2 separate regions of the Homo sapiens genome follow, and region 2 is linked to region 1. Evidence: chromatin loops called from intact Hi-C (ENCODE). Cell type or tissue: A673. All regions are shown on one strand. Links, peaks and the distances in the headings refer to the core of each region. The heading gives the core; the rest is flanking DNA.

Region 1 (6,173 bases), core at 693-5,692:
GAAGAAACTCACCACAATCTAATGCTATTTATTCAGGTCACAAGTGTTGTCTTATATATGGGGGCAGAGAGGTAAACTGTCTTTGACCATCAGGCTCGGAATAGGAAGAAAAGGGAGGTACAGAGAAATTTATACTAACTTTAAGAATTCTCCACACTCACACACACAAAAATTAGAGCTACTGTGGATTTCAGTAAATCTCTGGCTTGCCCAGCAATAGTAAAGGAACTGCAGTGACCACAGATCTGTGAGTCAGGACAACGCTTGGCTACGACTGTCGAACCGTCAGAAGAACTGAAGTCAATGATGAGAAGGTAGCTCTGGTGCAAGCTGCAACTTTGGAACTGCATCAAAATGTGGTTGGTGCCTAACAAATAACAGACAATAATGATATGATTGTAAATTCCTATTATACTAAGACACATATCTCCAGTGAATATAAAAATGTGTATGTTATGGATTTGTGAGTGCTGATTTTTGCAGGGCTTTTAGAACCCTCTGCAAACACACAGTGGCAAAACAGTCAAATGAGGCAGGCTGGAGGAAACAGAAAAGAAAATCCAGCTACATTCAAGGTACGAGACAATAATTTCTAAGCCTTTGGGATCTATTTTTTTCCTTCCATTGTAATGCAGTCAAGTGCATGAGTGATGCCTTTTGTGTTTGATAATGTCAAGTGTGAATGTCATGGGCAGCACCCCATCTCTGATAGTATTAAAATGGTGGGAAGATGGAAAGCTTGGAAAAGTAAATGGAACAAATTAAATTAAAGTGGTTGGAGGACAAGGAAAGTCACTCATCTACAGTTTGGTTTTGAGGTGATGTTGGTGACCGTGTCCACCTGAATAGGCTGGTAAAATCCGTGTTACAGAAGAAAAGCATGACACTCTACTTACTTAATTGTACTAATAATTATTTTTGCTCCTTCTCATCGTGAACTCTGTTGAAAAGAAAACAGCTTATATGTTCACATATAAACTTCCATTATATAGTTAGAGTAGTCTCCACAGCTGAGCTTGTCAGTCAAATACACTAGACGTCAAAGAGTTCAAGGTAAGTTAGTCAAGGTTTATAGAAAGTAACTGACAACACAGGCAATTCAGAGAGGCAATTAATTCTAATAAATAAAGTATATATGTTTTTAGAGAGATGAAAACCCTTAAAGATCATAAAAATCCATCCTAATCAATGTCAAGAAACCAGAGATGAACATAACACTAATTGATTATACTGAAATAGCATGGAGAGAACATCACACCTTCTAAACCACGGGTCTGATCTCCAACGAATGGTGAAGGTTTTTCTTATGAAAACATGAAAACAAATGCATATACACAAAATCCCTGTCTAATGAGGGCATGACATCTGCAGTACAAACAAGAAATTGCAATAATTATAATACGAAGGTGTTTCTCGTAGCCAGTCTCCGTTCCCCAGCGTTTCTCAACCTTACTGCTGAAGTCTAGGCTAATGCAACAGATTATTCACAGGCTTCCAGCCTCTGGACCAGGAGTTCTCAACAGCATTGCTACAAGGGGAAGATATAGGCTACTGGTAGCAATACCTCCGTAAGGCTGCAATTTAACGGAAGAATAGATGCCCTGTAGACAGACGTTTCAGAATTTCCTGGGAAGGGTGTGTTGTATGGTGGGACCCCATATTCCAGTACTTCCCTGTCCACATCCAAAGCCGCAACTCCCCTAAAGCTACCAGATCACCCCTCTCCAGTGGCTATCAAATACCTTGGCTTGCCGTTCAAGACCCTCCATCATACTAGCATCGGTTGTTCCCTTTTGGCATGTGCCCCCTGTGCCCACGCTGATTTTGCTGATGGGGATTATTTTGTGTTTTCACATTTCACCCCTAATTCAAAGACAGGCTCCTCAGGGTCCTCTCAACCTGCAGCGACCTTTTCTCCCCTGCTCTCCTAAGGGAGGGAGTTAAGACCTGGCACTTTTAGTCCAGTAGGCTGTTTGGCGCATATTTTGCATCTTCGTCAGATTCTCAGTGAGTGGAGAGGCATCTTTTGTTGTTGTTAGGGGTGCAATTCGGCACACTTAGCTCATCGTACTTTGAATATAGTCAGCGCTCGATAGCTACTATTAAAAAAAGAGAACAAGAGGCAAACAACAAACAAACTTTACTAGAAAGTAGAATCTCCCACCAAGTTGTGTAGCTTTCCTTATTTAAAGACAGAAGAAGAAAAAAACCACTATGGGTCAAGTACAAAAAAAAATGTATTTGAATCAAATAAAAATAAAATCGGGAACATCCCTAGCCCAGTGGACTTAGAGCATTAATTACAAAATAGAAGTAGCTGACACTTATGCCTTCTAAATATAAGCTTTTTCCTCCCAGAAAAGAGAAATAAATAGGTGTTAAATCAAAACATCCTATGGAGCATTTCACACCTCAGGAAGGAAAACTGACAAAGAGGTGATTCAATGCCAAAGAAGAATCCACCAGCAAAGAACTAGGTCGGCTTAAAGTAAGAAAACCGAAAGCTCTCCAACATAGGTTACACCCTTGTCCTGTCTGCAAGTGCTTTTGTAATACCCTACGTCCCCCTCTCATTGGAAAAAACATATACACTTCCCTTTCACTATTGAAATCAGTTAATTGATCATTTCCAAAAATAAATACTCCCATAGATAGAGGTCATTGGTCCTGAAATTGCATCAGTTCCTGTCTGGGTACGAGATTCCTGGGCTCCTCTGGGACGTCTTTGTCATTTTATCACAGTGATTACAAGCAGAGCAGTTCCAGCGTGGGTCCCCTCAGTTTCTAGTGCTTATGTTTGCTCTCTGCATTCCTATTTTCTCCATCAAGCCTTATAGCTTTTGCTTTGGAAATCTGACACTTAATATCCAATGTTAATTACATTTCCTATTCTGAGGAAAATCCTATTGGGCTAATTTTTCAAAATCATATAATGAAAGAACTTCAGTGACAAATCATGTAGGTTTTCGATTGTTTTTTACGGGTAGATCTATTAAGCACTTAATATTCAGTGGGAAAACAGTCTCAGAGCAATGAAATTCTATTACTTTAGAGGTTGCATGCTTTTAATTTCTTAATATTTCATTACATGTTGGCAACTGGTGCATATTTTTATAATGCGTTTGATCATTACTCTTCTCAGGGTATTCTATTTCAGTTCTTCCTCTGACATCATATTTGCATGTTAAAGGGTTTTAGCATTCAGGGATGAAATGTTCTGAATAGTAATGTGCAGTTAAGTTGATTTTTTGAAAACGGAACACAGCAAACAGACATTATATATAGGGACTAAAGAGAACAATCTCATAATTTTAAAATCGAACTCAAGTTTTAATAGCTTTCTATAGAACATCATAAACGGTAATGATTCAATATAATTCATTAATTAGCAAATTATGCAAAATGCTATCAGCAGAGTTTGGGGAGAAGAATCTTTTTTCTTGGCTTTTATAAGTCTACTGCATTTCTTTTTTTCCTGTAAAAAAAAAAAAAATGCTCTTTTCTTTGCTCTCCAGCAACATCTACTGGAAAATTCAGAAAAATGCTATTTATATGAATCAAATAGTTTGAGTAAGGATAGCTTTGATTACCATCTGCCTAAAAAGTACATGCTGAACTACAATCCAGTTTACAATGAAATTATTTCTGCTTACTTTAGTTCTATTTTGTTCTCTAAGAAAAGGACAGTTGTTTGGTGAGGCAAATAGCCAAGTCGCAACTTCAAATTTATCATTGCCTCACCTGGAAGAAGTCATTTTCATAAATAAAAGCAAAGCATATATGATACAGACAACATATTTCTCTTGGCCCATCCCTTCAACACTTGCCACTTATTTGAGAAATAATCATCATTATCAGCAGCAGAATAACAGCTTTCAATAGTTAGGTGTAGCTGGAGTCAGAGAAAAATTTCACGCAGGAAAAAACGATGTAGAAAAAAAACGAGATTGAATTTGAGAAAAGCTACTTCAAGATTCTGCAAAGTTTCTTAAGCTGAAAAAAAATTACATGTGATGCGATTTTAAAAACTCACTATGCTACCACCAGCACGATTGCATCAAACATTCGACAGCAGTGTCTTTTTCTCTTGTCTGCATCTTTCCCTATTCTTTCAACCATGAGGAAAAATTAAGTCTCCCCAACCTGTATCAGGGGCTTCCCAGGGAACTTCCACCAGAGATTATCTCTGGATGATGAAGTATGATCAGACCCACAGTCCATTTGGTCTCTACTCCCCACTACTCAGCAGTTTCTGATGTCCTCATAAAATTGGATTCATAGGCTGCACCCACAAGATGCCATCAGATGGTCTGGCAAACGCGAGACATGCCAGGGTATGATATTGAGGAGCAAGTCCGGTTTGGAAACTTGGGAAGAAAAAAATCTTATCTCCAGACAAATACATAAAATATCCTCCCTTCCGTGGCCGCTGAAATCAACAATGCCATAGTAGTGCAGTTCTTTCTAGGACCAAACCTAGTACAGGTACTGAAGTCACCCTTGTATATATCATTCCAGAGGAGGATTCTTTTAACTGAATTTTGTACTTTTAATATTCAGATTTTCTCATAAAAACATTTAAAAATGAATTTTAAACATTCTATGCTATCTTTTAGGTAAAATCTTAGATATAATCTGGATTTCTGTTATCCTTAATTAGAAACTTGGCTAATCAGAGGTGGGTTTGGGTTGTTTTTTTTTTTTTTCTTTCTCAAATCTCAGTTTTTTCATGTCAGCAATACATTTTAGCAGCAGAAGCAATGAACACAGAATCAACAAAGACTGAGGTTAAAAACACATAATCAAAACTTTAAAACAACAGAAGTAGCAACAAAAATCAAGTGCTGGGAGATCATGCATTTTGTGTTTGTTCAATGTTAAAATAGATATGAGCCTTTTAAGCTTCACCCCAAAGCTCTTTAAAGGAGACATGCCATCAAATATAATCCACAACTCTCATAGCACACAAAAGGGACATATTTCTAAAAGCTACGTACAATGAAAATCCATATGTATTCCACATTTAGGATCCTGATGCAAAGTTCCGACTCGAGACTGGTAATCAGCCCCTCCATTATTGAGCCGCTTAGAATCCAGAAAGGTTTATCAAACAGCACCTCCAGAGTTAACTCCCATTTCAAACTGTCATAATTCAGTTCTCCTAATTATTTACCAGATCCCTTTCTACAACATGCCCTAACCTGATGTTTTAACTTCATATTTCATTTGGGACAACACTTAATCTCTATTTATGAACCATCAACCTGACACACGTTAAGGAGATATAAGAAGCGCTTCACCCACAAGATCCAAGCCAAACAAACCCCAGTAGCTCGACTTAAATAAACTCTACCCTTGCTAAAACCTCCAGTGAAAAATTATTATAACACATCAGAAGTTCAGTTAGAAGAAAAATTTCAAATGGCAGCTGTCTCCTAGGGTTTAAGTCCCGGAGTTCAAAAGCAGTATCAATTGGATTATTTTTCTTTCCGTTAGCTGTTTAGAATTTAACGTAATGCAAAGTGCTATTCTGATCAAAATCATCTTTCTCATCTCTCTCCTTAAATAAAACGGAGGAGAAATCATTCAGTATAAATGCATTTACTATACAAATCTATTTTCAATTGAATTTGCTGCATGCTCTAATTCATCAAAATTAATACAGGTACTTTCTATGTTAAACAAAAGGAAGCCGACTGAAAAATCGGCTTCTGCTGCGGATGCCTTTCTCAATTACAAAACGGTGAAAACAGAGATTTAACTAAGCCACTCGGTCAAACCCTCCGATCGGCGCTTACCTGCCTCAGCTGAAGGCTTCCTTCCCTTGTTAGCAGCGTGCAGCATCTCTAGCTCGCTCCAATCCTTACCACCGGTCTCAAATTACACTGCTAAGTCCACCCCCCGCCTTTTTTTTTCTTTCTTTTTTTTTCTTTTCTTTTTTTTTTTTCCAGCAAGAAAATGCTTATTGAAAGTGATTAGTTTTTGTTGTCCCTTTTAAGTCCCTCCTGCGGGAAGGAACAGGGGAGCAATGTGACGCCACCTTTTAATCTTTTGTAAGAGTGAAAAGGCAGAAAAGGAACGCTCGATCAAACTGAGCTGCATACATGCCTAAAACTCGCAGGAGAGGCTGCTGCTGCCTGGCGAAAGCACCGCTAGGCTTGAGTGTAAGAACA
Region 2 (6,173 bases), core at 788-5,787, 660 kb before region 1:
TGAGGTCTACAGGAGTCCCATAACTAGACAAGTGGCAGAAGTGGAATCTGAACCCAGGACTACAGATTCTCCAAACCATTGCTGTTTCTATAAGGTCATCTCAGAGAGAGGATAGAATATTTATTATAGGACAATTAGAAAAGAGGATGCATAGGCCAGGTGCGTGTGGCTCATGTCTGTAATTTCAACATTTTAGGGGGCTGAGATTGGCAGATCACCTGAGGTCAGGAGTTTGAGACCAGCCTGGCCAACATGGTGAAACCCTGTGTCTACTAAAAAAAAAAAAAAAAAAAATTAGCCAAGCATGGTAGCATGTGTCTATAATCCCAGCTACCCAAAAGGCTGAGCAGGAGAATTGTTTGAACCCAGGAGGTGGAGGTTGCAGTGAGCCAAGATCATGCCACTGCACCCCACCCTGGGGGACAGAGTGAGACTCTGTTTCAAAAAAAAAAAGAACAAAAAGAAAAAGAAAAGAGAATGCATCAAAGCATGGGGAGGGAAATAAAGGTGGTGAGTTCTTGGGATTATAAGGAACCCTAACTTCAAGTGGAAGATTCCTATCAACAACTTCCAGCAACTGGGAATAGTCAAGAAGGCAAAGGCTGAGTAGTAGGATTTTTTATTTTTTTAAAAACAGGTCCAAAAGTTAATGCCGTCTGAATTATACGGGATTGGAGCCATCATTTTCAGAGCAAAACACACAGTGGTGGTCAGAAAGATAGGTCTTCTCCTCTGCCAACAGAAGCTTGGTCACATCGGGTTGGTTCATCTGGGACAACTGCGGAAGGCCACCATCATTCTTAAACCTATGGGTTTCAGATTTTGGTTCAAGACCTCTCCAACATTTTGTTAGGCAGAATGAATGATGCAACAATGAGGAAGGATTTCCAGGGTTTTTGGAGGCAACTGCTGGGGACTTGCCATCATGCCTACTTATTTCCATCCCCTTGGCCATCCTTAGTTTTTCCTCCTTCCCTTTTCTTATATTTTTTTTTCTTTTTGCTCATATCATAGGGCCCTAGTGCATTTATTAATTATTGAACATTGAGTGTCAGCTAATGCCAGGCTTTGGTGTCTGCTCTGGTATACAAGGAAGAAAAACCACAGCAACAGCAACATGTTGAGCATTTACACAGGCTGAGTGTTATTCTCAGCATTGCCCTTGTTTTGTCTAATTTACACAACAACACTCTCAGGCAGGCATTATTATCATCCCCATTTTGCACACAAGATATAGATGGGTTTAAGTGACTTGCTCAAGTTTAGATAAATACTCAGTGGTAGAGCTAGGATCCCCATACAGAGCTTGCTGTCTTAACCTCCAGGTTGTACACCTCTAGGATTGAGGGGTGTTGGACTACAGGCTTTCCATCAAGCATGCAATTCTAAACCACATGGGACACTCTCTTAAAGCTCTGCTGCTCGGCTGGCTCCACGCCTGCTGAATCAGCTCCTCAGGGAATAGGGGTTTGGGTCTTGTTGATTTTTATTTGTTTGAGACAGAGTCTCGCTCTGTCATCCAGGCTGGAGTGCAGTGGCACGATCTCGGCTCACTGCAACCTCTGCCCCCTGGGTTCAAGTGATTCTCATGTCTCTGCCTCCCGAGTAGCTGGGACTACAGAGGTGCACCACCATGCCTGGCTAATTTTTACATTTTTTTAGTAGAGACGGGGTTTCGCCATGTTGGTCAGGCTCGTCTCAAACTCCTGACCTCAAGTGATCTGCCTACCTCAGTCTCTCAAAGTGCTGGTATTACAGACATGAGCCACCGTGCCCAGCTGTGGATTTTTGATTTTTAAAACCTCCCTGGGTGATTCTGATGTGTACTCTTGGTTAAAATACACTCAGTGTGATATAAGGCCTTATCTTTAGTTACCTGGGAAAGACCAATGGGAAAATCACATATATAACCATAATATAATCATATGTGTGTATAGATGTACATATGTGTGCATAATATACTATAATATGTAATCATGGGAAAGACCAACATGTAAATAATATATGTGATCATGACTATCATAATAAGGATGATATTAGTGTGTGAGGGTGCTTAGATTACAGAAAGAACCCTGAACATTCCTGGTCTCATAAGCTAAGCAGGATCAGGCCTGGTTAGTGCTTGGATGGGATTACAAAAGAACTAAATACTGGGTAAACAAAGAAGAGGGGTCCCTAACCTCTGACTGCCACCCTGGGATTTACTGCTGTTACTTAGAGCTGAGAGGCCTCTGACCATTGACCCAGGTGCACCAACTATAAAGAAGTAATGATAGGTGCTAGCCATTAGCCATGGATAACTTAGGGTGGGTTTTTACTTGCAAATTTACCATATCCCTGGGACAATGGGATTTTTTGATAGCACAGGTTTGAGTTAACTTTGAAATGTGAAAATTTCTATTAAAATGCCCAATCCTTCTAATAATTAAATCTGAAAAATTCACTGGAAGGTGAGCCAAGGAGTTCAGGCCAGTTGTGTAATCTAATCAAATTTCTTTAATTATGAGGGTGCCATTTATAAAGGGGGGTGCCCCGGCTGTGGGTGCGAGATGCTGGAGGGTCCAACAGGCACGATCGGCCCTTTGAGGATACCTGCCCCCCCAGTTTAGAGCATGTGGGAGCTTTAATTTAGCTGCAATGTTCTCTTATTCTGAATTAAATTACCCAGCTAGCAATATTTAAATTAACCTTGAGGCTTCCTGGAGAACATAAAAGTTATTTTGAATTATTTTCACTGCCGGGATCAACACGATTCCCTTCCCAGTCGGCTTGGTAGGAATTCAGTGATAGAGAAACCAATTTTTAAGTTAATACAATTTTGTGTTTGTAAGGAAGCCATTATTTTTAATTATCGGGCATTTTCCTCAGCCTGGCTTCCCCAGTTAATAAAACTCAGCTATTTAGCATGCTTTTTTATTTTTGCAGAGGGCAGACTTTGGGAAGTGGTTTCCCCTGCAGAATATCCCCCCAGAACGTTTTGATCTCACCAAGCATACGCCTGTCACAAGGAAGCTCATAAAAAACCTGGAGAAAAGGAAACGCTGTCTTCAAAACGGCCCTGCTGGGCCTATAACTGGTGACTCTAACTTAGCTCCAGGCGCAATGACGGGAGCTAGTGATTTGAGAAACATGAGGGAGGAAATTACACTGGGCTGGATCCCCTCCAGGAAACGGAATTGTAACACAGCAGGAGAGATTTCAGTTAGACGTATAGAAGAACCCTTTGCCCATCCTGCTTTGAGTATGGGAAACCCAAAAAAGATTAGTGAGGGGGGTCACGAGAGTCTCCCTGTCTGGCGACGTTTAAAAGCAGAAGAGTTTGCCTTGGAGAGTTTAGTTATTTACCTACCCAGAGGTAAAGCCTGGCCTAGAGGACATCTTCATTTTCTTTCCGGGTCAGTCTTCTGGGATTTTTTCTTTTCTTTTCTTTTCTTTTCTTTTCTTTTCTTTTCTTTTCTTTTCTTTTCTTTTCTTTTCTTTTCTTTTCTTTTCTTCTCTCTCCCTCCCTCCCTCCCTCCCTCCCTCCCTCCCTCTCTCTCTCTCTCTCTCTCTCTCTCTTTCTTTCTTTCTTGAGATGGAGTCTCACTCTATCTCCCAGGCTGTAGTGCAGTGGCGCAATCTGGGCTCACTGCAAGCTCCACCTCCCGGGTTCACACCATTCTCCTGCCTCAGCCTCCTGAGTAGCTGCGACTACAGGCGCCCGCCACCATGCCCAGCTAATTTTTTTGTATTTTTTTAGTAGAGACGGGGTTTCACCGTGTTAGCCAAGATGGTCTTGATCTCCTGACCTTGTGATCTGCCCGCCTTGGCCTCTCAAAGTGCTGGGATTACAGGCATGAGCCACCGCGCCCGGCCTGGGATTTAAAAAGTAGCTATCCCCAGCTCCCACACAACAAGACTCAATGCTACATTGGGATCAGTGCTTGTGGAGACAAAACAACTTGCTATAAATTTAATATTAATAATTAAATATAAATTTAATATAATAATTAAATAATGCATCATTAGAAGGGTAAGCCTCTGCAAACACATTAAATAATGTATTCCCCAAGCAAACATTATGTTTGGATGACTTGCTGTTTTGGATGGAGGTCAGGTGGAAAGACCCGAGTTTGAGTGGCGGTTTTGATACTCATCAGTGTCACTGATTAGCTTTGCCATACCAAAACCATACCTTCACCATTCATGTCTCAGTTTCCTCATCTGTAATAGCCTGGGAACTGGTGAGTCGGGACTTTATCTTATTTTTCTTAGTGTCTCTATTTTGTTTTGGAAAGTGCTTGGTGCTCAATGAACATTAGTGAATAAGCAGACTGAATCAGACTGGGTACAAGAACCCTGCTAACTCTGATGATCTAAAGTTCCAACGTGGAAAATCAGGAATAGAAAATATGATTAGGCTGGGCATGGTGGCTCACACCTATAATCCCAGCACTTTGGGAGGCTGAGGCGGGTGGATCGCTTGAGGTTAGGAGTTCAAGACCAGCCTGGTCAACATGATGAAACCCCGTCTTTACTTAGAAAACACAAAAATTAGCTGGGCATGGTGGTGCATGCCTGTAGTCCCAGCTACTTGGGAGGCTGAGGCAGGAGAATGGCTTGAACCCGGGAGGTGGAGGTTGCAGTGATCCGAGATTGTGCCACTGCACTCCAGCCTGGGTGACAGGGCAAGGCTCTGTCTCAAAAAAAAAAAAAAAAAAAAAAAAAAAAAAAAATATATATATATATATATATATATATATATATATATATATATATATATATATATATATATATGATTAGGACATCTGTGGTCTCAAAATATCTGAAAAGCTTCATTCCAAAGACCTATTAGAGTCATTCTGGAAGGCCCCTGGGACCTGGAATTCATAGGCAAACGTGGGAGGGAGCAGATTTTCATTATGTCAGTGGAAAATCCCATTCATTCATTCATTCTTTCATTCAATATTTACTGGGCACCTACTCTGTGTTTGTTACTGGGACTGTTGTAAGATAGAACAAGACAGTTATGACCCCTGCCCTAGAGGGGCAGGCCACAGGCCAGAGGGGGATAACGACAGGTGAGCCAACAACAAAAACCATTTTTAGTGTGGTAATGGCAGTAGACACAGGGAAGGAACTGTGGCAGTGAGGAAGGATGTGGAACCAGAGCTGGGACTGATGAGGATGATTTCCCAGAGAAAGCGCTGCTCAGTGGGGGCCTGGGTATGAGTAAGGCTTGGACAGGTGAGGGTGGGAGAAGAATCAGGGAGAATATTCCAGGTGGGGAGGGTCAGCAAATGAAAGCACAGGGGATGAGCAAAGGCCTTGCACAGGCAGAGCATGGCTGTTTTCAGGTGATGCTGTGAGTATTCTAGTGCAGGTGGGTGGTCCATTGGTAGGGATGTAGTGAGAAGGGGCAGAGGGTGTCTGGTATGGAGGCTCAGCCCAGATGACCGGAATAAGCTATATTTGTTATCCTTTGACCTGAACTTTCAGGAGTCAGGTATGTTGTATATTTCCTAGTGTCCAAGAAGGAGGCTCCCGATGAGGGCTCATTTGCATGTACCGGGTGGATAATCTGCAGAAGACTTCTGTATTTCTAAGATCCTTAAAAGGGCCAACAAGATAAGGCTCTACCCCTTGACCTTACCCTCAGCTGGTTTACTCCAGCCACACTGGAGCTCTCCTTCTGTTCAGGATACAGGCAGAAGTCTCTTCTGCCTCAGGGCCTTTTGCACATGCTAGGGCTTTAGCATAGAGGCTTTTCCCCCAACTCCATGCCTGGGAAATTCCTACCTACTCTTCATTCAGTTCTCAGTTCAAATGTCATTTTCTCAGAGAGGGCTTAACCTATATCATATATTCCGTATTAGCTCCACCGTACATTTTTCCCAAAGCACCCATCACAATTTCTTTTTTTTTTCTTTGAGGCAGAGTCTCACTCTGTCACCCAGGCTGGAGTGCAGTGGTGCCATCTCGGCTTACTGCAACCTCTGTCTAGCATGTTCAAGTGATTCTATTGCCTCAGCCTCCGAAGTAGCTGGGATTATAGGCGTGCCGCACCACACCTGGCTAATTTTTGTATTTTTAGTAGAGATGGGGTTTCGCCATGTTGGCTAGGCTAGTCTTGAACTTCTGACCTCAGGTCATCCACCCGTCTGGGCCTCCCAAAGTGCTGGGATTACAGGCTG

Evidence for each region. Peaks named below come from ENCODE experiments on the same cell type or tissue, not always from the same donor. Only the 100,000 strongest peaks of a DNase experiment are listed, where the experiment ranks them.
Region 2: it touches region 1 in a loop (4-fold over the local background); 12 of 110 quality-filtered maps call a loop at or near these places.

Annotation. Positions count from the first base shown.
Region 1 is chr5:167,573,652-167,579,824 of GRCh38, reverse strand. The region is part of intron 4 of TENM2 (teneurin transmembrane protein 2); the gene reads right to left. Among named protein-coding and RNA genes, the nearest start is that of TENM2-AS4, 83 kb to the left of the region's middle. RefSeq lists enhancers at 5,524-6,149, 6,150-6,173. In A673, for the core only: a CTCF peak has its summit at 3,510 (motif pointing left); a DNase peak (open chromatin) is centred at 2,714; H3K4me3 peaks cover 3,783 bases; H3K27ac peaks cover 4,946 bases.
Region 2 is chr5:168,235,543-168,241,715 of GRCh38, reverse strand. The region is part of intron 27 of TENM2 (teneurin transmembrane protein 2); the gene reads right to left. Among named protein-coding and RNA genes, the nearest start is that of TENM2-AS1, 6.3 kb to the right of the region's middle. In A673, for the core only: no CTCF peak of the experiment used is centred there; DNase peaks (open chromatin) are centred at 1,425 and 3,125; H3K4me3 peaks cover 357 bases; H3K27ac peaks cover 2,671 bases.